Regions from separate parts of the Homo sapiens genome. Here region 1 is linked to region 2. A link is a contact called in ENCODE Hi-C data. All regions are on one chromosome and are shown on one strand. Each heading gives the region's core, a stretch centred on a gene start or an enhancer-like site at or near the end of the contact. The rest is flanking DNA. Distances are from core to core; before and after follow the strand shown.

Region 1 (5,622 bases), core at 552-3,051, 4.6 Mb before region 2:
AGGCAACTTACTTCCCAAATTTCACAGCCTGCGTAATCCACAAAAACCCGCAGCTCGCTGAAGCGTGCATAAAAACTATTCATCCCTTTATCACGGAAGGCAGAAAGAAATGTGAAAGCACAAACTCCAAGGGAGCTTAAGGCCCTCAGGAGTGGAAACAAGTCTGGAGTCGGCGAGGCGCGGTGGCTCGCGCCTCTAATCCCAACACTTTGGGAGGCCGAGGCAGGCGATCACTTTAGGTCATAAGTTCGAGACCAGCCTGACCAACACGGTGAAACCCCCGTCTCTACTAAAAATACAAAAATTAGTCGGACATGGTGGCGAGCACCCGTAACCCCAGCTACTCAGGAGGCTGAGGCAGGAGACTCGCTTGAACCTGGGAGCTGGAAGTTGCAGTGAGTGGAGATCGCGCCACTGCACTCTGGCCTGGGCAACAGAACAGACTCCGTCTCAGGAAAAAAAAAAAAAGGAAGTCTGGAGTAAACCCAGAGAGAACGCGGGACGGGTGGACTGGCGGAGGAGTAAGGCGGCTGCATATAATTCCTTTCAGAAATCATGAATCGTTCTGATACGCAACACTATTTGGAAAAGTGCGGTTAAACACGAAGCAGCAGCAATCAAGCTTTAATGGTTAACGTCTGTTTCCTTTCTTCGGTCTTCACTCTAACTTTTCTACTAAATCAATAATTTGGCTTAAATTGTAGCGACAAATCCTTACTAAAATTCGCAACTCAATAAAAACGTTGAAAACTACAAAGAGCGCCGCTCAGCCTACTCTTCCCAAACAGGCTGAAGCCTCCGAGCTCGCAGGCGGCACCCCTTCGGTGGTGGCACGATCGTTCTACTTGCGCTGTTTCCTGCCCCGTTTACGTGAGAAGTTAGCACAGAAGTTTACGTCTGACTAGCAAACCCATCCTTTAAAAAATTCGCTAGTGCCAAAACCTTTCTCGAGCCAATATATGATTTGCAGTTTACACTGCGTGTGTCACTGACCTTCCTTAGGTAAGAGTTAATGTAAACTTCTTATATAAACTTCAGTTGCATCAACTACGGTGCAGATTCTTTAACGCAAAGCAAAGCAGACAAACATTCTGAGTGAGAAAGGCAGCCTGCTCTTCCACAAACTTCTGAACAATCCGTCCGGAGTTCTAGAAACAGGGCTTTGCGGTCCCCCACCTGCTTCTTCTCCCTCCGAACTTGGCGGCACGGCTGCGGCATTCCTGCTCCGCAAGCCACTCCCGTTTCTGGTTTCAGACGCGAGTGCGGGAGCCTTAGAAAAAGAAGGCGCTCCACGCCTCCCACGCTGCCGGCCCCGCCGAGCCCCAGCCGAGCCCCAGCCGGCCGCTCCCAGGCCGGGCCCCACCCCCAACCGCCGCCGCGGAGGCTGGGCCGCGTTCCGGCAAGGACGCCGGGCGGGGAGGACGCGGCCGGGCGGCCCCAGACCCCAGCCCCGGCCCCGGCCCCAGACCTGACCCAGAGGACCCCGCCCACCCTTCGCCCCGCAACCCCGGCCACGGCCCCCGCCCCGTCCAGTCCTTTCCCCGGCCGGCGACCCCGGTCACCCCCCGCGCTGTTGCCAGGCGCCGGGTGAGGTCCGCCGTCTGCCGGGCGCGCGCGGGGCCCTAGGCGACCTCCCCCGACCCTCGGAACAGACCCTCACCGAGGACAGAAGCGGCCGGTGGCGGGACGCAGGGGAGGCAGGGTGACGGCCCGAATCTCCTCACAGCTCCAGGACTGCTGCGCTGGTGGTGGCGGCGGCTCCTCGCGCTTTCCTTTCTCTCCTTTCTCCAACAACAAACAGGAAATGCGTCACGCGGCGGCGGCACGGCGGCGTCAACTTCCGCCCGACCCTGACGCCGCGCATGCGCAGTTTCCACTGCCCATACCGCGGGCCCAACCTCGGGGGCGCCCGCCCCACCTTCGCGAAGGTTCTCGGCTCTTCCGCCGCCCCGAAGAGCCCAGGAGACTGGGGGCGAGGGGGCGGGGAAGCCCAGGGCGAGGGGGCGGAGCTCGGGGCCGGGTCTACGGTACCGGGGAGCCCAGACGCGCGGAAGGCACAGAGAAGGCCGAGAAGATTCCAAATGGCACTTATTGTTGGGCCAGAAGGAGCCCATTCTGGAAACCGCGAAGTCGTCGCGCCCTTCATCTTCCTCTTGACCGGCGGCCCCCGGAGCGCGTCTGCCGCCTCTCGCTCCGCGGTCCTGCGGTGGAGCTGGGTGGCATCTCCGCACAGCGGGACGAAAGCTGGGGCGCGGGCGCGGGCGCGGGCGGAGAAGTCCCCGAAGGAGAAGAAGAACAAACCAAGCGGCGGCCAGCGAAGGCGGGCGAAGGCGCCGGCCCCCGCTTGTCAATTTAGGGAAGCCCGGATACCCTAAGTTCCCCGGCGAACGGGAGCGCGTGGAGACTTCGCCAGGGAATAGTGACTGAAGGAAACGGAAGCAAACTGTGGCAGAAAATACAGATGAAGCTTTTTAGGTTAAATCGTGGCAGTAGTTTTTCTGAAAACGCGGCGCATTTTGATAGCTGGACTTTAGGTCATCCCCAGGCTTCCTAGCCTTTCCCGCGTCCTCAGGGGTTCTGGTTCTAACCCTGGAGACCAACACCACATGCGTGTAGATGGTGACCAGCAGGAGCAGGGAGTCTCAGACCCAGTGCAGTCAGACAGGCTCCCATTCCCAGTAGCGAAAGGGTCCCGCAGACCCAAAGCCTAAGGAGCCAACAAGCAGTTCGTCCATGGAGCCTGGCCTGGATCTCCCACTGTCTTCCTCTCCAGCATTCAGCCAGATGTTTGCTACTGTGTTGTCTTAGTCCTGGCCCACCTTATCCTTTCCTTTAAGAAATAAAAATCTCAACTGGGTGCGGTGGCTCACGCCTGTAATCCCAACACTTTGGGAGGCCAAGGCGGGCGGATCACCTGAGGTTGGGAGTTCGAGACCAGCCTGACACATGGAGAAACCCCGTCTCTACTAAAAATGCAAAAAAAATTAGCCAGGTGTGGTGGTGCATGCCTGTAATCCCATCTACTGCAGAGGCTGAGGCAGAATAATCGCTTGAACCCAGGAGGAGGAGGTTGCAGTGAGCGGAGATCACACCATTGCACTCCAGCCTGGGCAACAAGAGCGAAACTCTGTCTCAAGAAAAAAGAAAAATCCCTTTTTGTTACACCTTTCCTGAACTTCAGATCCTGTGGCATGCTGACACTGAATTCCGGGGGCCTGCTCAGCCACCTTCTGAACTAACAACGCTTATGAATTCGTGATCGTTTAAGCCTGGGAGATATTCAAGTAAAAGGCACTTTAACACTTGAATCACTTTTGGTTTAAAATAGCTCGTTAGTAATGAAAGAGTTGGAGAAATGCCACCCTGAATTATGCCATATTAGGATACTGATTACTAACTAGTTCACTGATTACCACATTAGTATGCCCTCAAACTGAGGGCACATGGGGACCTGCCAATGCAGGGAGGGGCATTCTGTGAATCCCCCATTATTTACATAAAGACAGATCATCCCAAAGGGACTCAATTGTCTTGACCCCCTCCCTGGAAGTCTCATCCAGGGAAGAATGAGCCAGGATCACGGGAGAAGAGCTTCAAGGGACGTCAGCTGCACACCCAGACAGATTTTGCCACAGGCCACCACCTATTCTGAAGGCAAAAAATCATTTTCTCTCCCCTGAGCTGCCTGCATCTGCCTCCCCTCTCTTCTATGAAGGGGCTGTATAAGCTTCCAGATCTCACTGGATTCTGGGATGCCCTAGTACATGTTATAGATTTGTATACTTTTTCTCTTACGAATCTGTCTATTGTCAGCTTAGTTCAGAGACTCAGTTGTGAAACCTTCAGAGAGTACAGGGAAAATTTTCCGTCTACACCTGCCTCATTTTAGACAACTGGAACACTTGGTTAATGGCTGTAATTGTTATACTTCAAAATGAAATACTGCCCTTTTTTTTTTTTTTTTTTTTTTTTTTTTGAGACAGGGTCTTGCTCTGTCACCCAGGCTGGAGTGCAGTGGTTCAATCATGGCTCACTGCAGCCTTAACCTCCTGGGCTCAAGCAGTCCTCCTGCCTCAGCCTCCCAAAGTGCTGGGATTACCAGCATGAGCCGCTGTGCTGGGCTCATTTTTTGTGTTTCTTAAACTTTAATTGTATTACTGCATGTCATTTCTAGCAAATGATCAGTTAGCAAAGGAAAATCTGACTGGATTCTCTATTCTTATTTGAGACTGAGTCTCTCTGTCTGTCCTCCAGGCTGGAGTGCAGTGGCACAATCTAGGGTCACTGCAACCTCCACCTCCCAGGTTTAAGTGATTCTCTTGTCTCAGCTTCCTGAGTAGCTGGAATTACAGGCATGAGCAACCATGCATGCCTAATTTTTTGTATTTTTAGTTGAGATGCGGTTTCACAATGTTGGCCAGGCTGGTCTCAAACTCCTGACCTTAGGTGATCCACCCACCTCAGCCTCCCAAAGTGCTGGGATTACAGGCATGAGCCACCAAGCCCAGCCTCTATTCTCTTTTTTTACTGGTTATATAAATGACTGTTCAAAAGGAAGAAATAATAGTTTGTGTTAGTATGGGCATCTCATAATAAAACCTAAAATAATCTCAGCAAAGACTGGAATTTCAGATATGTGCACAGCTTGGCACTGTCACATGTAACCTATCTGCTTGCAGATTGATGGAGGTTTAGTTCCATCTCAGTGTGGACAGACAGTACTATCATGGGACATTTTACATGTCAATACGTCCCTACAGTGATTGTGAGCTCATCTTGAAATGTAAGCAGCACAGACATGAATTTTACATTGTAAGTGGTAGGCTAGCCACAAATAGCTTTTCCCCCTTCGAAAAAGAAAATATATGTGTGTGTATGTGTGTGTGTGTATATATATATACACACACACACACACATTAAAACGCGTATCAGGCTGGTCACAGTGGTGCACACCTGTAATCCCAGCACTTTGGGAAGCTGAGGCAGGAGGATTGCTTGAACCTAGGAATTCCAGACCAGCCTAGGTAACACCGCAAGACCCCATTTCTACCAAAAATAAATTATTTTTTTCTGGCACTTTGGGAGGCCGAGGCGAGAAGATTGCTTGAGCTCAAGAGTTCGACAGCAGCCTGGGCAACTTGGTGAAACCCCATCTGTACAAAATATAGCAAAATTAGCCAAGTGCGGTGGCACACACCTATAGTCCCAACCACTCAGGCGGCTGAGGTGGGAGAATCACCTCAGCCCAGGGAGGTCCAGGCTTCAGTAGAGCACCACTGTACTCCAGTCTAGGCAACACAGACCCTGTCTCAAAAATAAATACATAGAAAATTATGACCAGGCACAGTGGCTCACGCCTATAATCCCAGCTCTTTGGGAGGCTGAGGTGGGCAGATTACAAGGTCAGGAGTTCGAGACCAGCCTGGCCAACATGGCGAAACCCCATGTCTACTAAAAGTACAAAAAATTAGCCCGGTGTCGTGGCACATGCCTATATTCCCAGCTACACAGGAGGCTGAGGCAGGAGAATTGCTTGAACCCGGGAGGCAGAGGTTGCAGTGAGCAGAGATCGTGCTTCTGCACTCTAGCCTGGGTGACAAAGCAAGACTCTGTCTCAGGAAA
Region 2 (5,587 bases), core at 1,271-3,770:
CCTAGTCATCCCTTTAAATAGATGAAGCTTTATTTTTGGACTCAGCAGATCCCTTTGTCCATATTATCCTGGCCTCCAGCACATCACTGCTTACTCAGGTAGTCTCGGGGTTTACCTGAGGAGGATTCAAGGATACTGGGATGAAATTTATTTGTAAAAAATACTGTTTATCACACTGTCCAATAAATCATTAGTGCCCACTATGTATAGCTCAATGCTTTTACAATTTAGTACTACAAAAAAAGGCTTTTTTCACCCAAGAAACAGGTATTTCTCTTGATTTCTGATGACAGGAATTACATAACCATGACTCTTATGATGTTGTCAGACAGGAAGACTAAGGTCGAATGTGCGGACCAACTTCAGCAGCCACTGGGCTAAAGCTCAGGGTGACTTCCTAGGTCCGTTCTTTTCCTTTGGCTTGGTTATTTTTATCTGAATTTTACCACTTTTTGTCCTATTTTGAGGCAAAACTAAATCCAAAAATCATTTTGGCTCTCTGGGAAATGTAAGAACTACTGATGTGCTCAAGTTGGTAAATTCGGGCTCTTTCAGGCTCCTTCTGGCCATACACTCGATATGGGGAATTCATATGGAGATTCCCTGCCACCGTTTCTAAGTCTTGACACCAACTTCTGAAGCATGACTTTGGGCCACAAAACAATGATCTATAGAAGTTGAATCTCCAAGTTAGCCAAGTTACATTAATCACTTACCTCAAAAGGTCAAAACTGAGCACGACATTTTAGGTATTTATAGCAAGAAAGATGAGTAAGGTCCACGACTTACTAATCTTAAAGGTATGACAACTCTGTGAGCATTATTTTATTGCTACTACCAAGAATTCCTTTATATTTTAATAGTTCTGCAAGACTAAAACTACAAAGCAAAAATCTCACATGCAAATGTGGAAATGAAAAATACTTTCACCCACTGGTTTCACTCTTGACACAACCAGACCTGAGGGGACCTGAGGTGAACCCATTGGGGGAGGGCATGAGTTAAGGGTGTCAATAATTGAGGGAGGGGAGCTGTAGTATCGACAACGCTGATTTTGGCTTGTGTTTTAGGTAGAAAAGCAAGTTCTAAAATAAAGAGCTACAAAGCTTGATATGACGTGTATTTCAAAAAGAATTCACACAAGCAAAGAGGATTTTTCCAGTCCACAACCACTTCTGGTCGCTTCAGCAGCAAAAGGAAGGAACTAACAGTAGGAGATGGACTGTAGCAAACTAAAGAAGGCACCCCCACAAGGTTGTCAAGGAAACCAAACCAAGTGCATTTTTCTATAGAAAAGAATCAAGGGTAAGGTGAACATGCCATGTTACATTTTGTGGCAAAAATGATTAAAATCCCTTCTTGAAAAAAATCGCTAAGAGACCAAATTTACTTCCAGGCTATTTTACTAAGCACTACACCCATAACGCAGGCAGGCAAGCTTGTATTCCCAAACTACCAGCTACATGGATTCAGCAATCACCTTACTACAACCAGCTAACTTGGGTCACCGATACTTCAGGGCATTTCCTAAGATCTCTTTTTAATAGCTTAACGGCAACGAAAGAAGTGGTCACACTCAAAAAGTTAAAAACAAAAACCTCTACCACAATTCCACAAACATGCTCTCCCAAATTTAGGGTATTTTTCAAAATGGAGTCTTTTTAAACACATCATTTTTCAGCGAAAAGGCAAATCTATGCAAACCAAAGGGACAGCTTGGCCTGAGTGTGCCATTTCATACTGGAAAAGCGCAGGGAGGGCAGTAAAAATGGTATCAAGTTGGGAGATCGATGCTATTCTCTCCACAAGTAGGTGGTAAAGAATCCTCAGCCAGGAGGAATGACACGCACACGCGGGGACAGAACGAGGGCCAGTGCTGAGAACGCTGGAAGGCAGGGACACCGTTCACTAGGAGATGAGTGACGTTAAAGGATCTGCAGTGATGATCTGTGCCTCACGCTGGCGAATATTCCTAGGAGGGGAGATCCCGCGCTCCCGGTGTCCCTCAGGGTGTCCACCCCGGCGACGGCCGGAGCCGGGCTGCGGGTCCAGGGGCCCGGCCACGTGGGCGGGGGAGGCGAGGAGCGCCGGGCTCGCTCAGAGTGGGCACCGCGTCCCTACCCTCCGTGCTTTTCCTCTTGTGGCCCTTCCCGGCAGGGAAGAGGGGGTTTTACGACGTCAAGGCAAGGCTTGGAGGGAAGCGGCGGCCGGCGCCCCACCTGCCCAGGTGATCGCGGGGCTCAAGCCCGGGGCGACGGACGCAGCTCGACCTCCAGGCGAGGTGGACGCCAGGGGCCGGGAGCGGGGCCGCGGAGGAGCGGGGGTGGGCGCCGAGCTGCTCTTACCCGGTGCCACAGTCCACCACGCAGGGAGGCAGGGAGCCTGCCATGCTCGGGACGCGCGGCGCTCGGCCCCGCCGGCAGCCCGAGAGCGCCCCGTCGCCGTCCGCTCCGCCGCCCGCTAGCCCCGCGCGCAGCGTCTCCCGCGAGCCGCCGCAGCGCCGCTGCCGGGAGCCCGGATGCTCGGCGGCCGACACGTGACGTCACTCCCCGGTCGGCCAATCAGAACGCGCGCACGCCCCGCCTCCCCCAACACCCCCACCCCCACTCCGGCGCGCCATCTTTAGTGCTGGCAGCGAGGCTTCTTGGCCCCATACGTCCAACCTTGCTGCTGGAGAGATTGGGGTTTATTTTTAACTGACTTACATGAACGTGACCCCATTTCCGAGGCCTGGCGCCTTTCTCCTCCTGTAAGTCTTCGCTCGAATGTCACCTTGCGAGGGAAGTTGTTCCTGATCACCCTGACTATGTCCCCTACCGGTACTGTATCCTCTGTCTCAACAATCTGTTGGTTTCATTCCTAACCCTTAAAGCAAAGTGTTTATATTTTTATATTTATGTATTTGTTGTCTGCCTCCCCTACTGGACTATCAAATCTTCTAGGATAGGGCTTGAGTCTGTCTTAATCACTATTGATGAGCAGCAGGTGCTTAGCACAGTATTTGGTGTACCTGTGGAAGTGCCCAAATGTTTGTTGAATGACTGAGTAACCTTCCCCATATAATAAAAAAAAAAAAAAAAATTAGTTGGAATTGGCCGGGCGCGGTGGCTCACGCCTGTAATCCCAGCACTTTGGGAGGCTGAGGGTGGATCACAAGGTCAGGAGTTCCAGACCAGCCTGGCCAACATGGTGAAACCCCTTCTCTACTGAAAATACAAAAATTAGCCGGGCGTGGTGGCGGGTGCCTGTAATCCCAGCTGCTCCGGAGGCTGAGGCAGGAGAATCGCTTGAACCTGGGAGGCGGAGGTTGCAGTGAGCCAAGATCGCGCCATTGCACTCCAGCCTGGACAACAGGGCGAGAGTCTGTCTCAAAAAAACAACAAAAAAAATTAGTTGGAATTATTATACCTAACACGGCCTAAATTTTTCTAAGAAGAAAAATCTGCAAAACAAATGCTTGGCCAGCCTTAAGGAATGAATGGCCTTAGACTGAGTAAACCACACCAAGATCACTCCTGGAAAATGTTTTCAAGTGTCGAAGATGGGATGATCGCCCAAAAGTTCTTACTGAAACCAAAGAAGGCAAACACCACCTACTATATTATAAAGGTACTGAGAGTCCCACTTGCCACTTGCTTCCTGCTTCTTGCCCGATCGTAAATTCTTGATACTAATTTTTTAGGAGCTTTCTGGAAACATGTATTTTTTTGTTTTGTTTTGTTTTTTGAGATGAGTCTCACTCTGTCGCCCAGGCTGGAGTGCAGTGGCGCAATCTCGGCTCACTGCAACTCCGCCTCCCAGGTTCAAGCAATTCTCCTGCCTCAGCCTCCCAAGTAGCTGGGATTACAGGCACCCACTACCATGCCCGGTTAATTTTTTGTATTTTTAGTAGAGACAGGGTTTCATCATGCTGGCCAGACTGGTCTTGAGCTCCTGACCTCGTGATCTGCCTGCCTCAGCCTCCCAAAGTACTGGGATTACAGGCATGAGCCACCACGCCCAGCCAAGACATGTTGTTTTTACAGGTACTTAAAACATTGTGTTTTTTACCTAGAAGTAATAGATACGTTGACCACTCCTAGGTAACCCATCATCATTTCTTTTTTTTAACTCATAAGTACCCATTAAGGCCCAGACCTAGAGAATGTTCAGGAGAACTGAAGAGAGAAGCAAATGGGAGGAAAATAAAAAGGAGTAAGTGTGGAGGAATCCCAGTTTAGAAGCCCAAGGCTGGGGTTAAAGATTGGCTGGCTTGCTTTGTGTTTTGCCAAAGCCCTGCCTTGGTCCCTTTTCTTTTTCTTTTCTTATTGCTTGTTTCTTAGAGACAGGGTCTCACTATGTTGCCCAGGCTGGAGGGCAGCGACTATTCACAGGCATGGTCCCACTACTGATCTGCATGAGAGTTCTGATCGGCTCCATCTCTGACCTGGGCCAGTTCACCCTTCCTTAGGCAACCTGGTGGTTCCCCGCTCCTGGGAGGGTGCCATATTGATGCCAAACTTAGTGCAGATCCATCATTCTGGGTGGCACAGAACTCCTGGGCTCAAGGGACCCTTCCACCTCAGCCTCCCGAGTATCTGGGACTACAGGCAAGTACAACTGCTCCCAGCCCAGCTCCCATTTTTTTCACGGCCCTAGCCTAAACATAGATTAATTCTAAATTACAGACTGTTGACACTGCCATGTCTTTTATTTTATTCACTTAACAAACATATATCAAGCGCCTACTGTGAGTCAGGCTTTGTGTTAGACTGAGCATGCAGCAGTAAACAGGATGTTCAGAGTATCTGCCCACAAGAGTCCAGTGGGAGATAGCAACAGTAAACAGGCAATTACAATACAGTGTAGTCAATGCTAAGACAGGGCAAGTCCAGGGTGCCCAGAAAGCCATAGAGGGGCTGACTTGGGAATCAGTAGAAACTTCTCAAAGCAATGATATTGAAGCTGAAACCCAGAAGGTGGGCAGAGTAGCTAGGTGGAGGAGACTGTAGGGTGGAAGAGTGTTTCTGGGATGGAAAACATGCACAAAGCCCAGGAAGAAAGACCTCAAGGCTTGTATAGGACCCAGCTACTACACCAGGGAAGAAGTCTTTACAGGAATTTGGGACTGGCTAGTAATAAAGGGTGTGCGATTTCAGGGAGCATCTTCTCTGCATAGGACTCATTGGGATTGATGGCCATGGTCAGCAGCTGGTAGAAAACAAAAGATTTCCTGACCTCAGTGATTTCCTCTAGATACCACTAACCCTTGATATATCAAAGGTGTTTTGTAGGCAGATAACAGAAAACCTAACTAAAAGTGGCACAAGGAAAGAGCAAATTTGTTATCTCGCACAATAGGAAATCCAGTGACTCCAGGATAATTTGACCATTCGATGGCATCATCATGGGCCTGTACGTTCAGCTCTGCCAGGGCCCTGCGTGTTGTCGTTTGTCCTCAGCTTATCCCATGCAGTGTTGAGACGGCTGCAGCCCCTCCATGCACCAAAATCATGATGGACAAAAACAGTGGAAGAAATGCCCCATCCTGATGCCCTTTCTCAAAGGCAGTGGGAGGAAATGTTTCCGGAAGTTCCCAGCTGCTTCT

Evidence for each region. Hi-C counts contacts between places; a loop is a spot of excess contacts on that map. Pooled maps may share reads with other maps.
Region 1: a map of naive thymus-derived CD4-positive, alpha-beta T cell shows a loop between it and region 2 (38-fold over the local background). The contact joins the promoter of DNAJB6 here to the promoter of ACTR3B in region 2. A Hi-C loop is called at or near these places in 1 of 168 maps with a recorded cell type or tissue (naive thymus-derived CD4-positive, alpha-beta T cell), 1 of 37 single-sample maps with no recorded cell type and 7 of 50 pooled maps.

The regions. Positions count from the first base shown.
Region 1 is chr7:157,333,183-157,338,804 of GRCh38, reverse strand. It overlaps DNAJB6 (DnaJ heat shock protein family (Hsp40) member B6), which reads right to left and starts at 1,801. Exons shown (of 10, transcript NM_058246.4): 1 at 1,661-1,801. RefSeq lists enhancers at 569-618, 1,347-1,850, 1,851-2,353, 4,623-4,702 and silencers at 1,279-1,468, 1,529-1,738, 1,929-2,088.
Region 2 is chr7:152,756,685-152,762,271 of GRCh38, reverse strand. It overlaps ACTR3B (actin related protein 3B), which reads right to left and starts at 2,520. Exons shown (of 12, transcript NM_020445.6): 1 at 2,346-2,520. The coding sequence starts at 2,389. It also overlaps the pseudogene RN7SL845P. RefSeq lists enhancers at 1,669-1,718, 2,719-2,878 and silencers at 1,894-2,188, 1,949-2,468.